2 separate regions of the Homo sapiens genome follow, and region 2 is linked to region 1. Evidence: read pairs that join two places in POLR2A ChIA-PET (ENCODE). Cell type or tissue: PC-3. All regions are shown on one strand. Each heading gives the region's core, and the rest is flanking DNA. Links, peaks and the distances in the headings are about the cores only. Region 1 overlaps NFIX (nuclear factor I X). Region 2 overlaps CACNA1A (calcium voltage-gated channel subunit alpha1 A).

Region 1 (6,061 bases), core at 675-5,674:
CTCCTTATCCTATGCTTCCACACTCCTCACCCTGAGCAATAACCCTGCCCACAGTTCTGGGGCCTAGAGCTCAACACATGGCACCACTCAATGGTTTCTGGCACCGAAGAGGAATTTATTTCCTGGACGAAGCAGCCAAAATTGTTCTGCACCTTTGTTCGCAAGCATGGTGTAGTCAGAGCCGACATTTTCTAATGGGGCCAGGGAAGAGCAACTCAAAATGGATTCAAGGAGGGTGTCAGCTGAGGAGCAGCTCAAAAGCAGAGCATTCTGTGGTCTGGAAAGCTGATGGCGGGAAAATGGATGTGGCCACGTTTTTGAAATCAAACTGACCAATGTTTTTAGTGAGTTTGCTGTAAATCAAATCATAGGATAGGTAAGCTACCTGAAGCTTAACAAAGGAGTCCATCTAAAGCAACAAGGCGTCCTACTTTAAAAAAAAAAAGAAAGAAAGAAAGAAAAAAGAATAAGGGAGTGGTCTTGCAGAGGAACCTGTCTCCAGGGAGAAATGGGTTTCCCATTCACGGTGGAAGACTGATATTGATCCCAAGAATCCAAGGCTCATCGTTGATGCTGGGCAGGAGAAACAGTCTCCATTACAACCTACCCTCAGAGCCTTAAGAGTCCTGGATAACTAGACTTCAAGGTCAAGTTCCAGATCTGGCAGCCTTAGTGGGGAGTACAGCCCCATCATCCCATTCCAGCCCTCTGTGAATAGCCAACCCAGGGCCACCTCAGATGGCAGTAGCTTCACTTCTGATGTTCTTCCTGACTCTTCAAGAGTCTGGAACTCTGACCCTCTCCTGATCAGGCTCTGTGATTTAGACCAAGAAGGAAGAGAGCCATCCCAATGCCCCCAAACACCATCCCTCTTCTCTCTCCTCCCTTCTTCTTCCCTTCCCTTTCTCTCTGCTCCTGACATTCACATGCTTGGAGACATGCTCAGACACAAAAAGACGCTGGCATACACAGGGATCCATGTAGAACGACTGCCTCACAGCCTATTTACAGACATTTTACCAAACAAAACATCAACTCCCAATGTTTGACAGGAAGCCCCTCCCCTCTTGTCAGGAGCAATCCCTCCTAAAGGGGGTCCCCAGCGATGAATGGCAAAAGCCCCAGGAACGGGAAAGGGAAGAAAAAGAGTGTATGCAAGGAAAAAGAAGGTAAAATTATAAGGTTGGAGCTGTCAAGGCAAAAAAAAGAGGGGGGGGGAAGGCAACGCGATTCCACTATTAGGGACTCGGTGTGAAACGCAGAATTCACAACAGCTGAAAATCTCCATGCTTTGTCTGCAGAAAACACAAGACACAGTGGCCCAAGGGCTGGGAGGGCATCAGAAGCCACCCTGCCCACAGCAAGCAGGCAGCACACATACCCTTAAACACAGGGCTGCGTTCCCACACCCATCTCACCCAGCCCCACAGACTACCCTCCATGGTGCCCTCCTAACCCACAGGCCTACCCTCTTTCCCGAGAACTCCTTGGTAGTGGGAGTCAAAGTTGAAAACAAAAGTGGAAAAGGAGGCAGGAGTGCCTGCAGGGATGCCCCTTTGGTCAACAGGAATGAATGGTGGAAGGAGGCTTCCTACACTCCATCCAGGTTTACTTGCCAGGCCTCTGCCCCACCCAGCTCCATTTCTCAGAGCAGAAACCAGGCCAGATGTGTGTTGGGGAGAAGCCAGGGTGGGGCCTGTGTCCTTGCAAGATGGAAGCTGGAGAGTGTCAGCCCTTCCTATTTCTGCGTATCTTCCTCTGGACTCCTCCCACCTGGAGGGGTCCATGGGGCTCAAGCTGAGGAAGAATGTCCAAGCCCCTCACTCCCAGGTGCCTCAGTCGGCAACGAGGACATGGAGAGGTGGGCAAGAGCAAATTCTCCAATCCTGGATCCAGCTCTTGCACTGGAGGAGGAAGAAGCCTACGAGAAAAGGGAGGGAGAACGGACAGGCGCAACCACAGCCTGTGGTCCCCTGATGCCCGCCATGGGGTCAACACAGTGCAGTTGTCAACCCAGTGTGCCTGCTGCCCCTCTCTCCTACCTCCCTGGCAACAGACTGCTGAGCACCGTGGGCCAAGGTCTCCAGACTCAGCATCAGGGAGTTCTTAGAGCCCTCCTTGGGCCTGGCTTGCCCTGCTGCCGTTCCTTTCCTTGGCCTCAGTCAGGGTTTCTCAACCTCATTACCCCTCATGCTGGGGCTAGATACTGTCTTCTATGGGGGGTCGTCTTGTGCAGTGTAGGACAGCTAGCAGCATCCCAGCCTCCACCCACGAGATGCCAGTAGCAACCCCATCCCAAGTAGTGACAACCAAAACTGTTTTCAGCCACTACCAAATATACCCTAGGGGCAGAACCACCCTCACTGAGAACCCCTGTGCTATCAGGAACACATGCATCACACACAGCTCTGGGGCCCATGCTAGCCACAGACCAGGATACCACTGTTTGTCCACCTAAATCCATGGTGGCTGTGGAGCTCCCTCAGAAGAGAGCCACTGTCTCACCATGACAAGTGCCACCAGGTCTCTTCCATTCTATGCAGGTGAAGGCCTGTCCAGAAGTAAAGCAGCCTTCAGCATGGAGCCCATGTGGTCAGGGTGCTGAGCCCTGTGCTGCTCCCAGGTATCTGAGCTGCCGGCGGGCCACCGCTGTTCTCACCATCCTCAGTACTGCAGTCATCCCGTGTCATCCCACAGCCTGCAGTGGGACCTTAGCCCACTCCTCACCCCCGGAACCTGACCTGCCTCTTGTCCCAGATCTCCTTAGCCCCCGGGAAGGGTTGTTGTCTTTGTGCCATATCCAAACAGAGGGCTTTTAATAGCAGCTTCCTGTGGGGCTGGGTTCCTCCCATCCCTTGCCTCTCACTCAGCTCAGTCCTGACGGTGGAGACGCAGCGCCCTGTAATTACGACAATTGTAATCTCTTTTACTAACAGGTAGATTAATAGCGAGGCAGGTTCACAAAGAACCCCAGAAAGGAACTGCTCAGCTGCTGAGCGAACGGGAAAGGCCTGACACTTCTCACAAGCATGCACGCCCTCTGACTCAGAAGCTACAAGCCACAGGGGCCAGGTTGGAGTTGGGCCCAGGGGTTACATACCTGCTGTGCCCCCTACTCACTGCACTCCTACTACAGCTCATAGGAGTAACAAGAACTTGAACCTCATGACTGAGAAGTTTCCTCTTACGTTGTTGGGGTGTGAATTAAGCTGACATTTATACACACACACCCCAACCCATACTTGTACACAGACACCCACCTCCTGACACTCAGACACCCACACAGACACCCGCAGGTTAGCACATCCTGAACACCCTGCAGAGGAAAGAACAGAGCAAACCTCATGAACATATGCATCCCACCCACGACTGCGTGGCCACAAGCCCTCTAGACACTGGATGGCCCACACTGCCATGCCACAGCCCCAGCTGAAGGAAGAAAGGGGAGAAACGATGCTGTCGCCTCCCTCTGTCCTACACAACTACCCACATCCACTGCTGCAATTCAAAAGCCTCTTGTGGGGCCTCAGGAGTCTTGAGGCAGCTCCCACTACCCAGGGCCTGAGGACAGTCAGGTTCTGGGTAAGGTGGAGTATCACAGAGAAAGGGTGGGGGACAAGGGTCAACAGAGGCTGAAGACACTTACGCTTCCATGGGCCGAATAGGATGTAGAAAATGATATAAGGCCCGATTTTCTCTTTTTTCTTTTTTTTTAAATTTTATTTTATAGAGATGGGGGTCTTGCTACGTGGCCCAGGCTCGAACTCCTGGGCTCAAATGATCCTCCCACATCGGCCTCCCAAAGTGCTAGAATTACAGGTATGAGCCACCACACCTGGCCCTACGGCCCAGTTTTCGAGATGAATAAGCATGCATATTCAGGCACACAGATAAGAGTGCCATGGCAGTGGGGACCAAGTCTGATGAGAGCATGCTCACTTACACACAGGGACTTGGGGCAGGGCACAAGGGGGCTGTGTGTCCCTGCCTGCATGGCCCTGGGGGACACTGTCTGGGATGCAAGGGTGAGAGAGGGGGTGTCTATGAGTGATGTCAAAGTCCACAGTCCACAGCAACAGCTCACCCTCCCCTGGTCCCCCTTCAAGTCCTGGGAGGACATGTGCGACCTTGGCAGCCCCAGGGGCCTTGTGGCAGACTGCGCAGCTGGCCTCAGGTGTCAGCAGCAGCTGCTTCCTCAGGAGCTCTCTGGCACGTGCTGGCGGCCAGCATGGGCTTGCACCTCAGAAGTGGACCTGGGGGCTGCTGCCATTAAGATACCATGGCCAGCACCTGCTCACCACCAGACAGTCTCAAGAGCCACTTCTGCAGTCCCAAGGCCAGAAGCTGAGAGGAAACTGCCATGCCACGGTGACCCCCAAGGGTCCCTCCCCTTCTAGCAGTGCTAACAGGAAGTGGCTGCAGAGGCCTGGAAGGGGGCACCTCAGATTCATAAAAACATGGATTGGAGGGTGTGAGAATGTGGGCTGATGTCCATGATTAGCTTTTACACTGGGTAACACCATGTGTCCATCAAGGAATGTGTGAGCTGATGCAGAGAATAAATACAGGAACGGGACATACACCTATGACAGGGATGGGAGACTTGACTTGTAAAAGTGCATCCTGACATGACATGTATGTGCAATGTACACGATATGTACAATGATGGCAACATCTTTCTGAGGCTCTGGGGAATAGGATCAGGGTACAGGGACAGAGTGAGATGGATCCTTGCGTGCTGCCTGAGGGTGTCAAGTTTCCAGATGGCAATTTAACAGGATGGACGAAGAGCCTTCAAGAGAGTCCATACCTTTTGCCTAGTAATTCAACTGCTAGGAAGCATTAGCTGAAGGTAACAAATACAGCTACAAAGCTTGGTGTAATAGGATGTCCATCCCAGCAGAATTTACAATGGGGATGAACGCAACACAACTCAAAGGCCTCAGTGGGGGTGGGGGTGGGGTTTACATCAGCTCTGGCATGATGAAATCTCATGAAGCTGTTTAAAAGCATGTTTTTCTTTTTCAGGCCAGGCATGGTGGCTCACTCCTGTAATATCAGCACTTGGAAGGCTGAGGCGGAAAGATCACTTGCAGCCAGGAGTTCAAGACCAGGCTGGCCAACATGGCGAAATCCCGTCTCTACTAAAAACACACAAAAAAATAGCCAGGTGTGGTGGCGCACACCTGTAAACCCAGCTTCTCCTGAAGCTGAGGCATGAGAATTGCTTGAACCCTGGAGGTAGAGGTTGCAGTGAGCTGAGATAGTGCCACTGCACTCCAGCTTGGGTGACAGCGACTCTGTCTCCAAAAAAAAAAAAAAAAAAAAGCATGTAAAAGCATGTTTTTATTTTTCAGTAAGCACCTATTACACTTATAATAAGAGGTAATTTCTCATTTTCAAAAGGGAATAGGGGACAGAAGTCATTAGAAAAGTTGACAATTTAGGGGTAATGCAGCTAACAAGAAAAGATGCTAAGGCCAGGCGCAGTGGCTCATGCCTGTAATCCCAGCACTTTGGGAGGCCAAGGCAGGCGGATCACGAGGTCAGGAGATCAAGACCATCCTGGCTAACATGGTGAAACCCTGTCTCTACTAAAAATACAAAAAAAAAAAAAAATTAGCCAGGTGTGGTGGCAGGCGCCTGTAGTCCCAGCTACTCGGGAGGCTGAGGCAGCAGAATGGCGTGAATCTGGGAGGCGGAACTTGCAGCGACCTGAGATTGCGCCACTGCACTCCAGCCTGGGCGACAGAGCGAGACTCCATCTCAAAAACTAACAAACAAACAAACAAACAAGAAAAAGAAAAGATGCTAAACCACTAAAAATTAGATTTTGAAAAATAGCGACATAGTAGAATACACAATGGTACTGATTTTTTTTTTTTTTTTTGAGACGGAGTCTGGCTCTGTTGCCCAGGCTGGAGTGCAGTGGCACGATCTCGGCTGACTGCAACCTCTGCCTCCCGGGTTCAAGTGATTCTCCTGCCTCAGCCTCCTGAGCAGCTGAGATTACAGGCATGTGCCTCCATGCCTGGCTAATTTTGTATTTTTAGTAGAGACG
Region 2 (6,061 bases), core at 553-5,552, 200 kb before region 1:
GCCTGGAGCTGCATCTCCCTCACCCTGCCAATCCTGCAAGAGCCAGCACTGAGCTTCCCCTCTGCTTTCTCTTTTTTTTTTTTTTTTTTTTTTTTGAGATGGGATCTTACTCTGTTGCCCAGCCTGTTCTTGAACTCGTGGCCTCAAGCAGTTCTCCCTCCTTGGCCTCCCAAAGTGCTGGAATTATAGGCATGAGCCACCACGCCTGGTCTCCCCTTTCAGTTTTAAATGAAGCCACAAGTTCCCTGTATAACATTTGGGAGATAGAGGGGAGCTCTCTAGCCTAGGGGTTGAGGTCTGTGACCAAACGCCTATAAAGTTGTCTTTGTTTGGACTCCCCCAGAAGCAGAGCCTGAGACAAGGATTGAGTGCAAGGAATTTATCTGGGATGCAGGGCAGTAAGGGAGAGAGGAAGTGACACAGGGACAGAAAGGCAACCAGGAAAGAGTGTATTATTAAGCCAGTTCCTGCTGTGAACAAATGGGGCTCAGTTTCAGTGGATACCTCCAGGAGGCAACAGAGAGCACATACCACAGAGTCATCCCACCTCACAGGGAGGGAATTGGAGTATTTATCCTCCAGTGCCCATCAGACATAATCACAGGCCACTCCCAGGGGAGCTATTAATTCCCTAACACTTGTGCAGCCACAGAGAGACCCTGGGCAAAGTAGTGTACCTCAGGTGTGTAGTTGAGCTATGGGCAGGGCCCCAGCAACACCTGCCAAAATGCCAAAAGTGCCAGTGGGACCTGAATTCCTTTTTATTTATTTATTTATTTATTTATTTATTTTTATTTATTTATTTTTGACGGAGTCTCGCTCTGTGGCCCAGGCTGGAGTGCAGTGGTGCAATCTCTGCTCACTGCAAGCTCTGCCTCCCAGGTTCACGCCATTCTCCTGCCTCAGCCTCCGGAGTAGCTGGGACTACAGGCGCGCACCACCACGCCTGCCTGATTTTTGTGTGCGTGTATTTTTAGTAGAGATGGGGATTCACCATGTTATCCAGGATGGTCTTGATCTCCTGACCTCGTGATCCGCCCACATCGGCCTCCCAAAGTGCTGGGATTGCAGGCGTGAGCCACCGCGCCCGGCCCCCTGAATTCCTTTTTTAGGCAGTTGTGAAACAACAACATCCCATCTGTTGGGCACCTACTGTATATTCCATGCTCAGCGACGCACATTCATTGTCTGATTGCTGTGTTACCACTGCCTTCCAGAGAAGGGCGCAGAGGCCCCAGGCACTTCGCCTAGGAGGGAAGCACAGCTCTAAGGTCAGGCTCCTTCTCTGTAAGGTAGAGGGGCTACTTCAGGGTCACACTGACCGCCCCAACCCCTGACCTGGCCTCTGCTTCTGCGAAGATGCTGAGAAGGCCCTGTGTTTTGTGTTTTGGGTCCCACTGACCCCAGAGGGGAGGGCCATCTCTTTGACCCAGACTCTTGGATCCAAACTGGGGTGCCACCCATCACCATGTCAGTACCCGGTTGAGGGGAGTCAGAGATAGCAGGAGACCTTGTGGGACTTGAGGCTGTGACTGTTCTCCAAACAATGTGGAGTATTTCCATATTTTAACAAAAGAGAGGCCAGGCGTGGTGGCTCACGCCTGTAATCCCAGCACTTTGGGAGGCCGAGGCGGATGGATCACAACGTCAGGAGATCAAGATCATCCTGGCTAACATGGTGAAACCCCGTCTCTACTAAAAAATACAAAAAATTAGCCAGGCGTGGTGGTGGGCGCCTGTAGTCCCAGCTACTCAGGAGACTGAAGCAGGAGAATGGTGTGAACCCGGGAGGCAGAGCTTGTAGTGAGCCGAGAACGTGCCACTGCACTCCAGCCTGGGCGACAGAGTGAGACTCTGTCTCAAAAAAAAAAAACAAACAGAGAGGTTATGCTTGTGTTTCCCCTTGAGCCAGCACCCAGCCCAGGAATGCAGCAGTCAGGATAGATCAAGTGAAGCTGCAGTAACAAACAGCCCCCACATCTCAGTGACTTAAATTGATGGGAAGGGTTTTTTACATTCAGCAGGGAAGCTGTTTGCCTCATAGTTACCCAGGGACCCAGGCTCACAGAGTAGCTGCCATTCAAAATGTTACTGGTCGCCAAGCCCAGGGTTGAGAGGCTAGAGAGTCCAACACTGACCAGAAAGTGACCACACTGCTTCCACACACAGCACATCACTGCACCTAGACACACATGGCCCCATCTAAACACAAGGGGACCAGGAAGTGCGTGTGCCTGAAAGGCCCCAAAGCCCCGTCCAGTGCCTGTTCTGCACCCTGTTACTGTCCGCCTCCAGATCAGGAAATGGAGGCCCAGAGAGGTTAAGCCACTTGCCCATAGCCACACAGCTGTGGTAGCAGAGCTGGGATTTGAACCCAGAGTCTCCTTTCTTTGCGAGTATGCTGCCAACCTAGTGGGGACCTGAACACAGACTGTGGGCTCTCTGAGGCCTGGGTTCAAATCCTGGCTTTACATCTCTGTGCTGCTAGCCTCAGGCAGATGAGTGGCTTGGTTACCTCCTAGAAAATGGGTATACCTGGGAGTGGTGGCTCACGCCTATAATCCCAACACTTTGGAAGGCCAAAGTGAGCAGATCACTTGAGGTCAGAAGTTCGAGACCAGCCTGACCAACATGGTGAAACCCCGTCTCTACTAAAAATACAAAAATTAGCTGGGTGTGGTGGCATGCACCTGTGGTCCTACCTACTTGGGAGGCTGAGGCAGGAGAATCGCTTGAACCCAGGAGGCAGAGGTTACAGTGAGCCGAGATCGTGCCACTGCACTCCAGCCTGGATGACTGAGCGAGACTCCATCTCAAAAAAAAAAAAAAAAAAGAGAAAGAAAGAAAAAGAAAATGGGTGATAACCCTTCCCTCCAGGATCTTCATGAGGAGCTCAGTGATGTCATTTATAAAGCCCCTGGGGTCTCGGGAGCCCTCAAAAATGCTGGAGAGACAGGCCACAGCTCTGAAGAGCAGCCCCAGCCCTGTGGAGCTGAAGCAGGGTCTGGAGGCCCCCTCTGGGGCCAGGCCAATCATGGGAAGGCCCCCAGGAGTTCCCAGGGAGGGAGACTCAGCACAGATGATGTCGAACAGCCTTTACCGCAGCCCTTCGAACAACCATAACTGTCCCGGGCACTCCGCTGATGGGCAACTGTGCCTCTAACATGCACCCGGCCAGCCTAGGGGGCCGGGAACCAAGCCCTCTGTTGGCATCTCTGTCTTGTGGGTCCCCATTCTAGAATTATTTCCGCGATGCCTGGAACATCTTCGACTTTGTGACTGTTCTGGGCAGCATCACCGATATCCTCGTGACTGAGTTTGGGGTAAGTCTCCCTCCAGCTTCTCTCTGGGTGACTCTGGGCTGGACGAGGCAGGCGGCAGGGGGCGGGGGAGCGGTCCCAGAGGCAGTGTGTCCCGGAAGCCATAGCTGCTTGAGCCAGCACTTGGCCATGACCAGAGAGGGAGAACTGGGGCCCCGGGGACAAGGGCAGCCCCTCAGGAGGGCATTGTGGGGAGATGGGGGTAACCAAAGCTTGGCTGTAGGGCCAGCACTGAGGGGTGGGCTTTCCTGCATCCTGGCCTAGGAATTAATAATGCAGATGAGTACACTGAGGGAACTGAGACACTCAAAAGCTCTGAAAGCTGAGCCGGCTCCCAAACACCACCCTATGTCAGGAGCCCAGAAAGAATGGGTTTCAAGTCAATTCTGTTTGAACCAACCCTCTCCTAGTTAGTGGGCAGGAGAGAGCCACAGCCCTCAGGCCAGTGTGGGGACACCACTCCCAGGGCCATAGAGGGGTCCCCAGGGTGTCTTCCCTCCTCTAGCCCCGGGCCTGGGAGACTCTCAACATGGGAGTCTCTGGACCTCTCTGTGGTGGCCCCACAGGCCACATTGCCCTTCTCCTTTTCTGGAAGACTCAGGGCCCCAGAGGTCCTGTCCTAGACCCTCTCCTTGGCCATCTGCCAATGAGCCCAGGCTTGGGGTCCCTCAGGAGATTGGGGGGAGGGTAGAAGATCCTTGCAGGGGGAAGCAATGGTCAAAAAAGGGTGTCAAAGCCAAGGGTCAAGGGTGATACCAATGTCATCTTACTAACAATAAAAATAACAATAGCTCACGAGAATCGCAGCCTTGCTGTGTGCCAGGGAACTGTGCCAAGTGGTTTACGTGGATTGGCTCAGGGTAGAGGTCTTGGTCTCAGCTCGTAAGAGAATTCCCTCGGAGGGTTCAACTGAAGGCACCCAAATGCAGACCTCACTGGTGGAGGGGAAGGGAAGGGTACCCACAAGGGTGGCAAGGTGTCCAGCGACCACCCACCGTGGGGAGCTGTCACCTGCCCAGGTGCTGAAGTGGGGAGGGAACCTGAGCCGGAGGCCAGGAGAAGCCACCAAGTGGGAGCTGTCCTGTCAATGTGGAGAGACAGAGACCAGGGCCCAAGCAGGCAGAGAGCAATAGGGGAGAAACACCCCAACCTTTCTCTCCCCTCATCCCTTATCTCCTGCCAGAGCCTCCCATGGCCCAAAGTAAACCGGAAGCAAGCTGAATATGATGCTCAGAGCAGGCAGGGAAGTCAGGAGAATAGATCTGGGTGTGGTCGGGCCTGAGGAAGAGGGTGTTGCCTCATTTCACAGATGGGAAAACTGACCTCAGCTGGGCACGGTGGCTCATGCCTGTAATCCCAGCACTTTGGGAGGCCGAAGCCGGCGGATCACCTGAGGCCAGGAGTTCAAGACCAGCCTGGCCAACATGGTGAAACCCCATCTCTACTGACAATACAAAAAAATTAGCCAGGTGTGGTGGTGCATGCCTGTAATCCCAGCTACTCGGGAGGCTGAGGCAGGAAAATTGCTTGAACCCGGAAGGCGGAGGTTGCAGTGAGCGACGGTCATACCATTGCACTCCAGCCTGGGTGACAAGAGCGAAAACTCCATCTCAAAAAAAAAAAGAAAGAAAGAAAACTGATCTTCAATGCCTGGGGAAGTGAGAGACACTCCCAAGGTCACAAAGCCAGGCCTGGGTGACTCCTGAGAGTACACTGACAGCTCCTGGGGTGTCCCAGTCAGATCCCCCTACAGAAAAGGATCTGTTTGCCTGCTCTTCCGTCCTAGAAGGCCAGGAGGGGCTGGGGAACTACACAAAAGAGGGGGCCATTCTTTGATATGTCCTACGGCACCCGCACCCAAGTGATACACACTTATTTGCCTTCAGCTCCAGTGAGCCAGAATTTTCCCCTTCCCCTCACCCTATCCCTGAAACCTTCCTCTAGAGGGTTCTTGCCCACATGGGGGCTCTCTCCACTGGGGTGCCCCCACCTGGTCATTCTCCCCTGTCCTGAGTTTCTAGAGAGGGCTGGAGCTCCAGCTGGCAATCAAAATATCTTGCCATCCGGCTACATACAAGACAGCCTTGAACCAATGTCCCTTTGGGTCAAGAGGTTAGAAGGATGGTCCAGCTCCCCAGAAGGGCAGGTGGGGTGGAGGAAGTTAGCTGAAACCTTCAATCACCAGTAAGAGAGCTGTAGGGACAGACTCCAACAGCCTGTTCTCCTGGCTGGCAGGAAGATGGGGCATGGGGTGTTCATGGGACATCAGGACCCTTGCAGTAGCCAAACAGCCCCCAGCCCTCCCTACCAGCTGTTTGATCTTGGACAACTTGCGCTATCTCTTCTCATGTAGAGTGGGGCTAACCATTGCAACCAACCTCAGACACTTGCAAGACTCACAGTGATGCATGCACTCAAAAGACATTCATTGAGCACCTACTGTGTGCCTGGTGTGATTATAAGTGCTGGAGACAGAACGAGAAGGAGGGGTGCCAAACAAAACAGACCAAGAATACAGAGTGTCTGCTCCCATAGAGCTGACATTCTAAGGAGAGAGACGGGAACTTTTTACAAGTAAAAGCATCAACAGGCCGGGCATGGTGGCTCACGCCTGTAATCTCAGCACTTTGGGAGACCAAGGCAGGTGGATCACTTGAGGTCAGGAGTTCGAGACCAGCCTGGCCAACATGGTGAAACTCTGTCCCTACTAAAAATACAAAAATTAGCCGGGCACGGTGGCA

Evidence for each region. Peaks named below come from ENCODE experiments on the same cell type or tissue, not always from the same donor. Only the 100,000 strongest peaks of a DNase experiment are listed, where the experiment ranks them.
Region 2: POLR2A ChIA-PET joins it to region 1 with 9 read pairs; 2 of 35 experiments call an interaction of 5 or more read pairs at or near these places.

Annotation. Positions count from the first base shown.
Region 1 is chr19:13,041,623-13,047,683 of GRCh38, reverse strand. The region is part of intron 2 of NFIX (nuclear factor I X); the gene reads right to left. Among named protein-coding and RNA genes, the nearest start is that of NFIX-AS1, 30 kb to the right of the region's middle. In PC-3, for the core only: no CTCF peak of the experiment used is centred there; a DNase peak (open chromatin) is centred at 3,033; H3K27ac peaks cover 416 bases.
Region 2 is chr19:13,242,444-13,248,504 of GRCh38, reverse strand. It overlaps CACNA1A (calcium voltage-gated channel subunit alpha1 A), which reads left to right. Exons shown (of 47, transcript NM_001127222.2): 31 at 3,240-3,323. Among named protein-coding and RNA genes, the nearest start is that of IER2, 95 kb to the right of the region's middle. In PC-3, for the core only: no CTCF peak of the experiment used is centred there; no DNase peak of the experiment used is centred there.